2 separate regions of the Mus musculus genome follow, and region 2 is linked to region 1. A link is a loop called in an ENCODE intact Hi-C map of the cell type or tissue named here. Cell type or tissue: left cerebral cortex. All regions are shown on one strand.

What was found. A loop is a pair of places that touch in the nucleus more often than their neighbours do. Peaks named below come from ENCODE experiments on the same cell type or tissue, not always from the same donor. Only the 100,000 strongest peaks of a DNase experiment are listed, where the experiment ranks them.
Region 2: it touches region 1 in a loop (3-fold over the local background); 16 of 42 quality-filtered maps call a loop at or near these places.

The regions. Positions count from the first base shown.
Region 1 is chr9:54,544,067-54,552,066 of GRCm38, reverse strand. It overlaps Sh2d7 (SH2 domain containing 7), which reads right to left. Exons shown (of 6, transcript NM_173778.4): 6 at 7,048-8,000. Cib2 (calcium and integrin binding family member 2) reads left to right here. Exons shown (of 6, transcript NM_019686.6): 3 at 2,175-2,286; 4 at 3,587-3,734; 5 at 5,983-6,178; 6 at 6,583-7,273. The coding sequence ends at 6,604. Among named protein-coding and RNA genes, the nearest start is that of Cib2, 12 kb to the left of the region's middle. In left cerebral cortex, a CTCF peak has its summit at 4,335 (motif pointing right); a DNase peak (open chromatin) is centred at 4,341.
Region 2 is chr9:54,435,478-54,443,477 of GRCm38, reverse strand. All of the region lies in intron 13 of Dmxl2 (Dmx-like 2), which reads left to right. Among named protein-coding and RNA genes, the nearest start is that of Dmxl2, 62 kb to the left of the region's middle. In left cerebral cortex, a CTCF peak has its summit at 5,034 (motif pointing left); DNase peaks (open chromatin) are centred at 4,204 and 4,880.

The DNA.
Region 1 (8,000 bases):
TACCCACTTGACACCCTGAGGAATTTGCTAAGTGATTATTATTTATTTTCTTAACCTTTAAAAGAATGTATGTAATCGATTTTAATTACTTTTTATTTATCTTTGTTGTACACGGGGTGTCAGAAACTTAAACTGCCTGCAAGGGCTAACCTGCACCATGAGTAAAGGAAGTGGGCCAATCCCTGGATCATTGCTGCAGAAATAACTGCTCCCAGCCCCAGCAAGATCACCAAACAAATGCGCCGTGTAGACGTCTTTCTGTGTGTAAATGTTGGCAAATAGATTTGAAAATTTAATTTAATTCCTTCTCTTCTAAAAATGTAATATATTAAAAAAAAAAAAAAAACCATGCGAGAGCCAGGCACTCCTGTGGTCTGTTTATGACTTTTCAGAGGAAACCATCTTTCTCCTAATGATTCCAAACGCTGCGTATCACAGGCTACATCTCACTCATACTTGGGTTCAACTCGTCTCAGTCTGGTGTCAGTGTCTTTTCTGTCTGTCTGTCTGTCTGTGTTTTCTTACGGTGGTGGGGAGCGTGGGAGGCAGGTGGTTAAGACAAGATCTTGCTAGAGAGTTGGCTGTTTTCAAACCTTTGCAGTACCTGTTTCAGTCTTTGGACTCTGGCTTTGTCCCCGCCCCCCTTTTCCCTCTCCTTATCAGTCTCCCCCCATCTCTCTTTGTCTATTTATTATTTATCGATTTTCGGTTTGGGGGTTTTGGAGTTGGGCTTTGTCGGCTTTTGGTTCATTAGTTGGTGTTTTGTTTTTGAGACGGGGTCACCCCCTGTATAGCTCAGGCTGGTTTTGAACTTGGACTCCTCCTCCTTAGTGGTCGGAAGGGTTCTGTGAACTTCCAAAACCATCCATGGGGTTCCACATCTGTTTTCATGCAGCTAGAGTGGCATGATCGTCATTTCTGGTTCTCGGGGTTATGACAGGACACAGAAGTATACATCTTTTTTATTTGACTCAGTGGAAAGAAGTGACAGAGATGTAGGTCCTCCCTCCCTCCCTCCCTCCCTCCCTCCCTCCCTCCCTCCCTCCTTTCCTTCCTTCCTTTCTTTCTAAACATAGGTTCTGGGGATTGAACTCAGGTCCTTCCCTGACTTTGCTTCAGCCCACCAGAGAGTTTTATGAACTCTGTCCTATTTAGCCCACACAAGTGTGGAAAATGATAGACTGGTTCCAGTTTCTGACTGAAAATTATTCTCTGCAGTTACTCATATTTACCCAAGGTCACCCCACTAGCTAGAGAGTGGTTTAGGCGCATTTCTAACCTCAGCCTGGCTTGAAGCTCCTACTGCAGCAACCCCCACAATTTTGGGGGCACATGCTAATGTCAAGAGGCATGCAGTGTCACCCCTAGTACAGGGGGAGGGGAGTAGATGTTCAGGTCTAGTAAATGTAATCAGAAACACAATGGATCTGTTAAAGGTGAATGAATTAGCTGAGTGTGGCATTCTGAGCCTGGGGAGGCTTCAGGCTGCCCAAGGAAGAGGCTAGCAAGGCCTGCCTATGTGGTGAGACCCTGTCAACCTCTGCCTCCTCCAAAAAGCACATCAGTTGCCAAATATAAATTCTGTTGCAAGGACTTTTATAAAAAAAAAAGGGGGGGCGGCAATGTTCCTCAATGCAGAAAATAACAGAAACTCAGTGTCCTCTTGCCTAGAGTCCAGTTTTTATTTGGCCACGCGGGTGTCTTCTGACCCTCTCTCACACAAAGAATGGGGTTTGGGGGTTTCTCCTTTCTGCTCTATCCCTTGTGACCTTAGGCCCTTTGATGGAGATGTGTTCCTGGAGAGGAACAAAATCAGGTCAGGGTGAGAGGAGAGGAAGAGGAGGGGAGAGAGGGTGAGAGAGACAGAGAAAGAGGATGGTGGGTGACAGTTGCCCAGCAGGGGGATAGGGAGGAAGTATGGGGGTGGGGATAATGGTGCTGGTACATGTCTGTGTTTAGGAAGCAAGGAGGGCCTGGGAAGTTGGGTCATCAGCACAGGGATTCACCAGAACCTGCTCCCCCCCCCCCCCAGGTTATGCCCATCGTGGACAGAGCAGATACCTCCTATTGGCCCCTCACTAGATCCTGGATAAGGACCTAGACGGGGTAGCAACTGGGTCACTGGGGCTCAGGGTTGGCAACCTCTAGTGCCTTTTCCTCTGCTTCTCTCAAAGGCTTCATGCACGGTTCTATGAGCTGGCTCCCAACCTCGTCCCGATGGACTACAGGAAGAGTCCCATCGTCCATGTACCCATGAGCCTCATCATTCAGATGCCGGAGCTCCGGGTAGGTGAGAGGCTGCTGCTGGTGGGTTGGAGCACGGGGAATCCATGTCCAGGCAGGGAGTTAGAGGCCCAGATCCATATTGCAACAATGGCTCAAGCCATTGTGAATGTGTTGCCCTGAACCGTCCACTGAAGCTCTCTGTGCCCCAGTTTCCCAATAGTCATGTTGCATAAGTGAGTGTGGAAGGGTGTGGCGCTTGGTAGGTGTCCTGTGGATTTGTAGCTGCCCACTGCCCAGCCAGTGGCCTATAAACACCTGCCTATCCCTATGTGGAATAGCCTGGGCTGTACTCAGCAAGCCTTGGTCTGTTCTTTTAGATAATTTTTCTTTCTTTTCCCTGTCTGGTCATGGATTCTTAGTCATCTCTAATGACAGATCTCAGACTTGAATTTCTTGGGAGTCTTTTTAGAATGTTCATTTGGATTTGGGCGTGGTATGGGTCCTCGGGCCACTTACTCATGGAAAGTTTCTTGAGTTCTTCAGCATGGCATATAGAAAGGTTACTCCCACAGTAAAAAAGCATTGGGCACAATTCCACGTTGCAGTGGGACTTGGCAGGCCTGGCATGTACGGCTTACAGCAGGGTAAGAGAGCTACATGGCATCGCCTTGGCCCTGCATCTCAACTCTGTCCTTAGAGATGCCGAGCATAAATGCAGCTTAGCCCTAGAAATCACTGCCTGTCTTCTAGAGAGAATGTGAGGCCCTGCAGGGTCCTTGTCTTCAGGTCCCTGGGGATGATTCAGGCTGAGCAGCTGTGATGGAAGGAGTGTGGGTCCTGGACACTTTGGCATCACCAGAAGGAACAGAGGCAGATGCTGGGAATGAGAACTAACAGGCTGTGTGGCTGGAGGCATCAGAATCACCTCTTGCTGCTTGTGTTGGTCCAATTACCTGACATCTTGGGGCCTCACTTCCATTCCCCACTTCCATTCTGGCCTGAATTAGGCTGTACCTAAGGCTTCCTGGAGCAGTTGTCTTCTTTTGCTGGGGACACCGCCCAGTAAGTACAGGAAGGAGCCTCTGAATGTGCCTCTGAAAAATGAGACAGTTGGTGTGCAGGCTCTTCTTGGCTTGCTGTGCTCATGTATGCATCCTGTGTAGCATGGGAACATGCTTGCTGAACCAGGTCCCAGATCAACGCCTTACACATCTAACCTGGCAACTCCTCCAATAGCCGTTAAGTAGATGTGGTCCTTGTCTCTCTGGAGGCCACACATGCAGGCTGTCATAGGCTGCCCTCAGACTGGCCTGAGCCCCCTGCCTTTCCTACCCTAAGTGATGGCTGCGCTTTTCTTCAGGAGAATCCCTTCAAAGAGAGGATTGTGGAGGCTTTCTCCGAGGATGGCGAGGGGAACCTCACCTTCAATGACTTTGTGGACATGTTCTCTGTGCTCTGCGAATCAGCGCCTCGGGAGCTCAAGGCAAACTATGCCTTCAAGATCTATGGTAAGGAAGGGCTGGCAGCAAGACAGAACTGCATTGCTGGAAGGAGCATCTTGTGAGCCATTGCCCCATCCAGTTATTGCTGAGCACACTAAGGCTTGGAGGAATGCCTGCCTCGAGGGCACAAGTCATGCCTGAGACACATCTTCAGAGAGAAGGGGAGACTCACCCACTCGGGGGGGGGGGATAATAAAGTGAGGAATATGGTGTCAGGGACTAGAGGACCAGGGGATATTAGTCCCCTGGGGCAATAGGACAAGCACCCCAACAGAGTGCGCAGCAAGGCTTGCCAATATAAGGAAGGTTTAGGATGTGGTGGGAGGGGTCTGTGAGAGTATAGACACCTAGGCTGTGAGGAGTTTGGGCCCAGTGCTCAGGACCAGGACACTACAGGGTTCAGAGAGGGAAGGGCAGTTGTGTTCTAGAAAGGTCACTGGGAAACTTCCATATGTGAACTAGAAAAGTCAGGCTAAACCTAGGGGCCAGACTTCTTGAGACATGATGATGAGCCAGGAAGAGAGGGAAATCCTGACGAGTCCTCCTTACAGGCCAGAGATAGGGTCATCCCATTTCTCCAGCCTGCTGACTCACTGGCCACTAGAGGGCGCTGGGCACGCCCAATTTTCCATAGCTACATGAAGACTACCACACAGCTTGTTCCCCGTGTCTTGAACGTTTACTAGACCATATGGAAAGACTACAAACCTTCCCACACCTTTGAGAAGTTGGTGGATATTAAAGCAGTGGGCCCATCAAGGGCTATCTGTTAATTTTGTGCTACCATGTTTATTTCAAAGGACTTTGGTTTAGATACACAGTGCAACACATGGTGTTTGCATATGAGAAAGCAGACCCTGCCTATCCACCCTCCATAAATGTATCTTCGAAAATTTCACCCATTATCCTTCAGCCTAGGAACCCAGAGTGATGCCCCTGGGAAAGGCTTGTTGTCTTCCTACAAGAAGAAAATGCAGAGCACACGGAGGTCTCAGCTTTTTACTGTTAAATTGACCTAGGACTCTTATCTAGCCCACTAGGCAGATAGCAGCAGGTCTTTTCATGGAACCTTCTGCAGGCCCTTCAGAAGCAGAGACAAATCCCACCTCATGTCCACTGTGGAGGCCCTCACAGGCAGGGGCAGAGGTGGGCAGCTCAGGTTACACTGAAGAGCTTGTGCTCTAAGTCTGACCATGGCCACGGTTGTGACCTCTGGGAGGTCCTTGTCCTCTCCAGCCCAGCTTTTTTTGCCTGCAGAGTTCAGGCATGGTTTACGCAAACAAGCAAGAGTGGCTCTGGTCTTCATCAATACCATTTATGCCAGCCTTGTGGGCACTTAGAGGGACAGTCTATCTAGAAAATGACGCTTGAAGAGACTTGAAGGCCAAGTGGGTATTTGTCGGGAAGGCATCAGAGGCATGGGAAACCAAGAGCACAGAGCAGGCAGCTTCGCTGGGAGAGTAGGAGAGGCAACAGAGCTAACCACGCTGAGCCTGCACATGGCCCAGCCCACCGGGCCACTGTGTCATGTTCTGGGGATAGTGGGAGTGCCTTTTGCCCAGGAGACCCAACAGTGCCCCTACTCTGTGCACAAAATGTTTGCCTCTCTCTAGGACGATCCTGTATCTCTTGATTTATATATATATTTTTTAATTGACAGGCTAAGTTGTACATGATTACCACATACAACATGCATATGCATTAATTAGTTATGTCTGTATGTGGAGGCCTACCAGAGGTGACGAGGTGCCATTGAGAAAATGTGGGTTTTAGAGTTAAATAGTCCTAGTCAGAATTTTAGCTCTACCTCCAATTGGATCTCCGACTTGGACTTAGGTACTGGCCTTTCTGGGTTCTGTCTTCCTTGCCTCTAGGAGTCCAATGTGAGGTGAGGCCAGGAAGACTCTGGCTTGAGTGGAAAGCTCTCAGGGGGTTTGTATTTGGAACTGCTTGGGCTGTGGCTGTATATACCTTCATTGTGGGGGTTTGTGGGTCCCTCAAATGTTAATTTGTTGCCCGTGTTAAGATATATACCTTGTATGTGAGCTTGTTGGTTCCCTTTAGTGGGGACATGGACCCCAGTGTTCTCTGAGTTCATAGAGATACTTTGGGGAGTCCAGAGGCTGGTAGAGAGTTCAGTGTGGTAGGCTAGGAGGAAGGAGTCATACTGGACAGGACACCTCTGTCCTCGAAGGCCCTTGGAGGGGCTCAGCCCTCTTCTGACCATCTCCTTCCATCCCTCCTAACCTCACAGACTTCAACACTGACAATTTCATCTGTAAAGAAGACTTAGAGATGACGCTGGCCCGACTCACCAAGTCTGAGTTGGAAGAGGATGAGGTAGTGCTTGTGTGTGACAAAGTCATTGAAGAGGCTGACCTGGATGGTGACGGCAAGCTGGGCTTTGCTGACTTTGAGGACATGATCGCCAAGGCCCCTGATTTTCTCAGGTGTTGTTACCCCAGGAGCTGGGCTTGGGTGGGATAGGCCAGAACATTGGGGTCAGAGCTGACTGTCTGGTCTCATGGGATCTCCATAGGCAATGATATAAACAGGCCTGAAGTACCTGGTCGAGCCCTGGCTTCCCAGATACATGACTGGTTCTTATATGATTATTCCCATCATGAGAGGGATCAAGATCACCCATGGTGCACAGGAAAGATCAAGCCTTGGGGGGAGGGGGTGGTTTAGACCCTTCTAGCTGAAAACTGGATAGCTGCTCCTTTCTAGCCTCCTGTGGTTACCTCTGTGCAGCTTTCCTTAAGGAGATGACCAGGGTTAGATGAGCTTTCCCTACTGAGCCTTCTGCTCCACCCACAGTCTCTCATCCTCTCTGTGCTTTTTCTCTCTACAGCACCTTCCACATTCGAATCTGAAGACACTGCCAAGGCCGTGGGGGCCTAGAGCTGCATCCTCTGGCCTGCTGTCTGTGCAGGTATGGTTTCCAAGTGCTCCAGGGAAGGAGCTGTGGCCTCTGGGGTTCTCACCCATGGACATTTCCTGTGGCCCTTTCAGCAAAAAAATTAAAATAAAATAAAATAAAATAAAATAAAATAAAAATCTAACTGCAACAGGGTTGTGAAGAGCAGGACCCTTCCCTGGGCCCCCAGTGGCCTACCCTCAAGACCTGTAGTTCCCCTGTGAGCCCTCTCACGCACCCCCTGCCCAGTCCTTTTCTCACCTAGGAGGGGGAGGTAGAAAAACCCACTGGGAGAGGTGAGGCTGGATTTTCCGTGTGCTGGGCAGACACCCCAGCCACCCAGGGATGAGTGCAAAAACCAACCAAGCAAAGAAAACAGAAAACAGAAAACAGAACCTGGGGCTTTAACAAGCTATGCAATCTTTTACCAAAGCCAAGGCTGGGCTGTACCACCTCCGCCCCCGTACTTTCCCAATGTGAAGCTGTATAAGGTTCGGTCCAAAGGGCTCTGCCCCTGTGTCTTGAACACTACCCCACCCCACCTCCCTGATGACATGGTATCACTTATGTGTGCTGACCTCAGATTTGTGAACTCCTAGAAATAAAACACTTTTTGTGTGCTGCACTCACTCTCCGTGTCTGTCAGCATTAGGAGTGTTCGGTGGCACTCTTTCAGGCCGTCCCTGACACCCCAGTGAAGCATTGCCCTCCGTGTCAGATGCTAACGTTGGCTTCACGATGTTGGGTGAGGATTGTTTCCATTTCCCTAAAAATAGATTTGTCTACCTACAGAGAGCTCACCATTGCTCGGCTCAGGGTTTTCCTGCTAGTCTTAAACTTTCCACCACCCCAAGTAGATGGGGACTTGTAGAGTTCAGAGGGAAAGTGTGTTAACCAAATATCCACCAAGGAGTGGATTTCCCCACAGTGTGCACTGAGCTAGTTCTGCCCAGGGCCTGGGTGGAGCCAGTTGGAGAGGGGACTGTGGTCTTGGTTCCTGCCTCCTGCTTGTAGAGACAGGGTAGAGAGAAGATAGCAGGCCAGTTGCTTGCCCAATGGATTTGGGGACACATGGATGAAGGGGAACAGTACCAAATAAGAACAATCCCTGGAAGAGCCAGCTTGGCCAAGGGAACAGCTGGAGCAAGAATGTCCTACTCCAAAACTGGTGACTCCCAAAAGTCTCTAGAAGTGACATCGCCAGGTTCATGGTGGGTTGCATGGGAGGAATCTGAGCTGCTCCAAAGGTCAGGACTGGCTGGAGACAGAGGGCAGGTAGGGGTGACCTGCTCACATAAGCATGGCATCAGATATCCCCTGATTGGCTCCAGATGCTGCTCAGCTGTACATTC
Region 2 (8,000 bases), 110 kb after region 1:
AGTAAGGGAACTGATTCTGATACAGATCATGCTGTCTGTGGATTAATGTTGCTATTAAGTTGAACTTCAATGCATTTTCACAAATTGTCATGGTTAATTAGTTCTACTGAGAGTACGTCTCATTCTTGGCACAGAGAGGGCCACAGATAATTAAAGATAATCAAGGTTTTGTAAACCTGGGCTTTCTTTCCCCTTAGGAAAAATTTGTTTCATATCTGACCACAAGTTTTTCTTTCTTTCTTTGTGTATGCGTGTGTGTGCCATTGTGTGTGTGTACAGAGGCCAGAGGAAGGCATTGGTTGTCATCCTCTGCCACTATTTTCCCTCTTTCATGAGGTAGGATCTTTGACTGAACCTGGAGTTAGGCTGGTGGCCCACAGTCTGGCAGTCCTGCTTCTGTCCTCCTTGTTAGTGATGCACTGCTACCACTAGACCCAGCATTATACAGGATTGGGGTCCAAACTCAGGCCCCCAGGCTCTGCACCTACACTTGTACACACTTAGCCTGTAATAGATAGTTCGTCTGTCTGTCTCTCCCCCCTTCCTTCCCTCCCTCTGTTCATCCCATCCGTCTGTCTGTCCCTTCCTTCCTCTCTCCTTCCTTCCTTACCCTTTTTTTGGAGGCAGGTTTTCTCTGTGTATCCCTGACTGTCCTGGAACTACTCTGTAGGCCAGGCTGGCCTTGAGCTCACAGAGATCCACTACCTGGCTAGCCCTAACAGTTTCTTAATTGTTTTACATTTGACCTTGGCTAACCTGAGCATGTTGGAGTGGTATGGTGCTAGGAATAGAGCTGTGCTACAGCCTCTTAAATCTGTTACTGGTATGTTTGTCACTCCCACACGCTCTGCAAGTCACTGACTCACGTTTACTTGACCATCAGTTAGTGTCCCAAGGTCTTCCGTGAGTAACTCACATTTATTCCATTGTATACGTGTACAGTTGAATTTGGGACTCAAATGTAGACATATTTCCACTATTATAGTAATAGCCCAACCTTTTACTGTCTTTTTGAATCTAGAATCTTACATTCAGTGTATTTGATATTGCTTTGTACTTAATGCTAATTGTGTGTTTGTCAATTAAAGATGCTAAGCAGAACAGGTTTGAATAGAGTCTAGCAGTATATCTTTAAACTCTTTATAGTTTTTCCACTATGTTCCAACAGTTTCTCTGGAGGAGCCTGTCTTCTACATAAAAAGAAGGAAGTTAAATGTATATGCATGCTACTATTTTGAGACAAGGTCTTGCTCTGCAGCCCAGGGTGTTCCTACACTATCACCTTTTATCTTCTGAGTCCTGGGATTGTAGGTGTGGACCACCACACTTTACTTCTCCCACACCATTTGATACAAAACATCAATGATACTACATAGATAGCAAGTTTCTTAATTTGGCTTCTCTAAGCATGCTATTTCCTTTTTAAAATGTAATGATAACAGGGATTGAATTTAGGACTTTGTTATATGCTAGGCAGACATGCTTCCACTGAGCTATCTCCTAGCCCTTTCTTTTTATTTTGAGATAGTCTCACTAAATTGCTCAGGCATGCCTCGAACCTGTTACTGTCCTTCCTGCCTTGGCCTCCCATGTGACTGCCCAGGCAGGTCTTGAACAGTTTACTGTCCTGTCTTAGCTTTCTGGTGTTGTGCCAGGGAGCCAATCTGATGCAACTCACAGCAGGGAGTCAAAAGCTATTTAAGCTAGCTTGGGTCCCCCCAGTGCACCACTGTCACTTAGGATGGTTTTGGTGGTGGAGGAGCCCGAATGTCTATGGGGCAAGACTTTATAGTAATCAGCAAGCAGGGAATATGTGTGCAAGCATCTAATTAGAAAGCTACTGTGGCCTTTAACATAATTGGCTGGTGCTGGGAGTCATATCATAAACTTAATTTCTGTTCTCCTCTGCATTGGTTAGGCAGGGGTTCGGCTTGTGCAGGTTAGTTGGGGGGAATAACCTGGAGACATTGGTTTTGTTATGGGGTGTAACCTGGAAATTTGGGTCTTGTTGGGGGTGTAACCTGGAGATTGGGGGTTATAACCTGGAAACTCTGCTCTGTTGGGGATTAATTAGCTTAGAGACTAGAGCTAGGCTCAGGTTCTGTTGGGGGGCAACTTGGAAACAAATGCTAGATACCAGTCTGTGAGTCTACCTGAGTTCAAACTTAGGTCAGGTTCTCTAAAATGGAGTCTGAATTTAAAAGCTTTGGCATCTCACTGGGTGGCTGGGACTATATGCCTTTGCCATCAGCAGCTTGCCTTGTTGTGCCAGGCAGCATTTGTGAACCCAAAAGACCACCAAGGAGCTGACTCTAATGCATTAGGAGACATTAGGATCTCTTTATTACAAACTTGAGTTTGGGCTTACTCACTGCTGACCCATAGGATAGTTGGATGAAGCAGCCCCGAACTCTCATCAGGACAAGGTTTTATAGAAAATGGAAGTAAGGGAGGGGGCGGAGGTCCAGCCTGGCAAGATCTAATCGAATGTCTATTGTAAGCTGACCGGTGGGTGCTCTGAAGCAAGATGCATACAATCATGAACAGTCTGAAAGCACATCTGGAACAATCAGACTAATCTTTGATTGATTGTTGCTAGGAAGTAGCTAGGGAGTAACTCTGGCCAAGGACAAGCCGTGTAGTCCTTCCTGGTACTTGGGTGCAGTTTGGGTGCAGCTGTGGGCCAAGTTTTCAGGCCTTTTCTTCCTCCCTCCTTCCCTCTCTCCCTCCCTCCCTCCCTCCCTCCCTCCCTCCCTCCCTCCCTCCCTCCCTCCCTTCCTTCCTTCCTTCCTTCCTTCCTTCCTTAGATGGAGTTTGGTTCCAAGATGGAGTAGGTTTGGCCTCTCAGCCTTTGATTTTGAAAAGTAGCCATTGGTCTAGTTTTACTTTAGTCGCTGTGGCTCCTCTTGGCTTAGGGGTTTCAGTCCTGCTTTATGGCCTGCATTATTTGGCCTTTATGGTGAGTTCATTAACTATTGCTGTTTGTTTGTATTGAGAGGGTTTTTAAAAAGGCTTTTGTCCTTATGAATATTTAAGTGCTATAATTATTTCTTTCATAAATGGAGTGTTGCCCAGTTTATGTGTTGCTGGCTATTGAAACTAGAGCTTTGCATACACTAGGCAAGCATTCTCCAGACTGATTCCTCCTGGGTAATTTTCTTGGTATTTTCAAGGAGCCATGTTTCATTGAACCTTTTGTTTCTCTGTTTTGGTTTTTTTTAAATTGATTTGTCTGCTTTTATCTTTATTTCCTAACTTTTTTGTTTGTTTGTTTTTTTGTTTTTGTTTTTTGTTTTTTTGTTTTTTGTTTTTTTTTCGAGACAGGGTTTCTCGGTGTAGCCCTGGCTGTCCAGGAACTCACTCTGTAGACCAGGCTGGCCTCGAACTCAGAAATCCGCCTGCCTCTGCCTCCCGAGTGCTGGGATTAAAGGCGTGCGCCACCACACCCGGCTTATTTCCTAACTTTTGCTTGCTTTAGGATTTTCTTCTTTAAATTTATTCTTCTGCCATATATTTTATCCTGGCCTAAGTTTCCCCTCTTCCCTGTCGTCAGTCCCCCTCACCCCCTGTTCCCTTTCCCCCAGATCCACGTTTCCCCTAATTCTCTTCAAAACAGGGCAGGCCTCCCAGGGACATCACCCAAACATGGCATATCAAGCTTCAGAAAGACTAGGCACCTCCTTCATATTAAGTCTGAATGAGGCAACTCAGCAGGAGGAAAAGTGTAGCTTTAATTTTTTCAAACCTTATTTTTAATGATGGTTCTTAAACACCTTCCTTGTAGCCCACATTTAACCAGAGTAGTGGAAAAGAAAGGATAGGGGGTTGAGAGTTGGTGTGGGCGGGGGACCTGTTTAGAAAGTTTCTTTGGAGTAACTTCCATCTGTGTTGTTTGGAAATTGGCAGTTCAGTTCACAGGTTAGCAGGCAGCAGCAGCTCCATCCACTCATAAACACTTCATGACTACACCAGCAGTCCAGTTTGGTAGAGTCAGGTTAGCAACAGTGGTGACATGACCTAGCAGAGACAGGCAGGCCTCAGCCTCAGCATGAGTCAACAGGAGGGACCAACAGGAAAACCAGGAGACGTTCTCAGCTGTGCCTCTCTCACGAGTGTTGCTCAGCTAGTTCTACCAGCAAGCTAAACTCTCTCTCTGTCACTCCATGGAGTCCTTTTTATACCCTCCAAATATCACGTGTCCTCCATGTGCCTTGCCTGAGCACAGTTCTTGCCTCAGCACATGCATCCAGTCAGCTTGAGTCTGCAGCAGTGCCAAGAACCTGCAGTACACCAACAGATGTTTTTTGGTGCCTTTCTCTCTATGGCATCCCGGCAAGTGCATCTCAGCTATGCAGTGTAAGGCAGAGCAGTGCATTCGTGTTGTTAGCAAAGAATCCTTCATCTTGCACCCTTTCATGTGCTTGCTTCAGCAGAACATCCTCTCTGCTGTGTCTGCTTCAGCGAAACGTTCCTTCATGATTCTGCCTTAGCCTTTCACACCTGTGTCCACTTTAACGAAATGTTCCTTCATGTGTTTGCCCCAGCAAAACACCATCCAACCGACTTTCCAAAGAACCCTTAAGTTTCCATTTCAGAAAAGGGTCCCAGAAGCAGGTAAAAGAGTCAGAGACAGCCCCCACTCCTACTGTTAGGAGTCCCACAAGAATACCAAGCTACACAACTGTAACATACATTCAGAAGACCTAGGTCGGTTCAATCTCTGTGAGTCCTTATAAGCCCAGGTTTATTGATTCAGTGGGTTTTCTTGTGGTGTCCTTGGTTCCTTCAATCCTTCCTCCTCCTCTTCCACAGGATTCCCCAAGTTCTGCCTAATGTTTGGTTGTGGGTCTCTGCTGGATAAAGCCTCTAATTACAATTATGCTAGGCTCTAGAGTAAGCAGAATATCATTAGGATTCATTTCATTGCCTATTTCTTTCTTTACTTTGCTGGATGTATTTGGTTTTATTCTAGGTCTCTGGGGTATCCAGCCTCTGGGCTGTGTCAGACATGGTCCGTAGCTCCCTCTAGTGGCATGGGTCTCAAGCTGGACCAGCTTGGACCACTCCCACAAATTCTGTGCCACATTACCGCAACACATTTTGTAGCTAGCAGCTTACCTATGTTTTTTCTCTTTAGTTTTCAGATTTTGTAGCTGGGTTGGTGTCCCAGTCCCTCCACTGGAAGCTTTGCCTGCTTACAGAAGATGGTCAGTTCAGGCTCTGGCCCCATTATCTGTAGTTTCCTAGGCCTTACTTGTCCTGGGTTTTCTTTCTTTATGGGGAGAAGAGCTTAGATTATTAACTTGAAATTTATTTTCTAAATTAAAATTTGTTTTGAGATTAAATAATCTCAATTTTTATTTTGTGTGTATGGATGCTTTGTTTGATGTATTTCTTATCAGATCCCCTGGAACTGGAGTTACACACAGTCTGGAAGAGTAGTCGTTGGTCTTAACCACTGAGCATCTATCCATTCTCCCAAGTTTTTGTTTTTATTTATTTTTATATGTATGTGTAGTGTGTGCATGTGGGTTTGTGTACAGGTGTGTGCTCAGGTGTTCACAAAAGCTGCAACTGTGCAGCTCTCTCTGCATTTCTTTTTTTTTTTAAGATTTATTTATTTATTTTATGTATATGAATATACTGTAGCTGTCTTCAGACACACCAGGAGAAGACATGGGATCCCATTACGGATGGTTGTGAGCCACCATGTGGTTGCTGGGAATTGAACTCAGGGCCTCTGGAAGAGCAGTCAGTGCTCTTACTCTTAGCCCCTGAGCCATCTTTCCAGCCTCTCCCTCTGCATTTCTTGCAAGTAGCTGGACATGTTTGAGAGAGAGGGAGATCTCTTCTCTGCTGTGCCCACTGGTCAGAGTCTCCTTTCCTGGTAGTTTTTTACTGCTGCAGTAGAGATGGAAAGGGGCCTTCCAGCGTCTTGCAGGTTTCTGCTGTCTCAGACATGGGAACATTTGTTTATCTCCTGAATCTCAGAAGCTTGAGAAAACTGCTCTCTCGAACTCTCAGATCCTATTTTGAGGGATGCTGCATTGAGTTCTTATGTATCTTTACTGACTGTAAGTGTTCTATCAAATAGTGAAAGGACATTAACGTATCTTAACTGTAATTGTGAGTTTATGTATTTTTCCTTCCAATTTTTAAAAATTTTTATCTCATGTATTAAAAAAAATCTGTTGTTTGTTTGTTTTGGACACATATCTATCTAACTTGATGTCAAGGGTGTCAAAGGTCAGGCCTTCTCAGAGTTTTGGGGAGGATCCTTCCTTGCTTCTCCTGGTTCCTGGTGGCCCAGGGAAGACCTGGCACCAGGAGCTGCTCGAGCCCTCTGAGTCCTTAGAATGCAGAGCCGTTTGTGTTTCAGAGTGCCATGATATAAGGATTCTGGGCTTTGTGTTTATTTCTGTCCACACTAAGTGTAACATGGTCTGTAAAATTCCTGCCATTTGTGCTTATCCTTTTTTCTTTTTTGTTATTTGTATATTCCCCTAGCTACTTCCTCTACTAATCATGAGTAAGAAGGACAAGAAGTTGGCATATGCTTTTCTTATTCCTCAAAATTAGATTTTTCGCAGCTGTTGGGTAAAGTCCAACTTACCCCTCCCCCACCACCCACCATAACATACATAGAAAAGATTTGAATATTTTTATGTAGATGGAGAGGTAGATCTTGGGGACACTGAAAATGTTGGGTAGGGAAGCCAAGTGATCAGTCTGTGTGATGGTTTATAGTGGGTGTGCACTGGAAATATGATGGGAGCGAGGAGTGTGCTGAGGTGAGCTAAATACGTGTAGACAGACACTAGCTAGAGTCCATATAAACCAGGGAAGAGGAACCGACTTAGGAGTTGGTTGAATATGGATACGAAGATATGATGCTGAGGTTTCTAATGCGTTTATGGTTCTGGTATGGCAAGATACTTGGAAGGTATTTATGATTTAATTTGGAGATATATCAAATGTGGGGTTACTGTAATTTTAGCTTAGATCATTATTTTATAGGTAATTGTAAATAAATTAGCAAGGTCTGGGGGTCATGGTGATGCATGCACGATGATGCAGCACTTGGGAGGCAGAGAGTGGAACTTTGAGAGTTCAAGGGCAGCCTGGTTATTTAGTGAGTTCCAGGAGAGTTAGGGATATATAGAGGGACCCTGTTACAACCCTGCTCCTCCCAAAATAGCAGTGTTCCACATTATATAGCAGTGGGTATTTGGAGTTAATTATTGTAAAGACATAACTAAATGTTAATAGATTTGTGCAGGCATTGGCAAATGTATATGTGTGTACCCTAATTATCAAGAAAAGATTCTATTCAGCCAACTGTTTATAAAGACATTTAAAGATGTTTCATATTTTAATATTAATTTATAATTTTATCTGATTATCAGTTATTTTAGTACTTAAAGCATAAACTTTTGAATCTCTGCCAGTGATGCTAGATTTATTCATTCATCAAGTATGTAGGGGCACTTCAGGACGACTATGATTAAATAAACCACAAGTCTGGGATTGGAGATACAATGATTTCACATGTACTTCTGTTACTAAGAGCAAGATTTTAGAGTAGGAACTGTGTAACATGTAATGTGTTTTCCCTCATTAACTCACTGATTTGTTTATCTACCAATATTTAATTTCCATCAGTGACCGCTGTGTGTAAGTTGTGACATGGTGGAAGAATAAGTGTGCACAGTGGTGCAGATGATGAGAGTGTTAAAATTAATAGACATGGGAGGAGGTCCGATCCTCAAGTGTGTGTCTGTGAGGCATATAAGTATGTACATCTACCATATAATAACTGGCAAGGAAGGCTGTCTCAGGGTTTGAAACTAAGCTGACTTTCATGTAGGCAGCTCCTTGAGTTTCTTGATTGAGACCTCATTGAAGAGCATTGTATGAAGCTGAAGTGTGTCTGCAGGTTAAGTTGCAAGCTCTGGTCTGTCTAATGGACACTGTGGACCTGCCCTAGTTCTAAGTGTTTC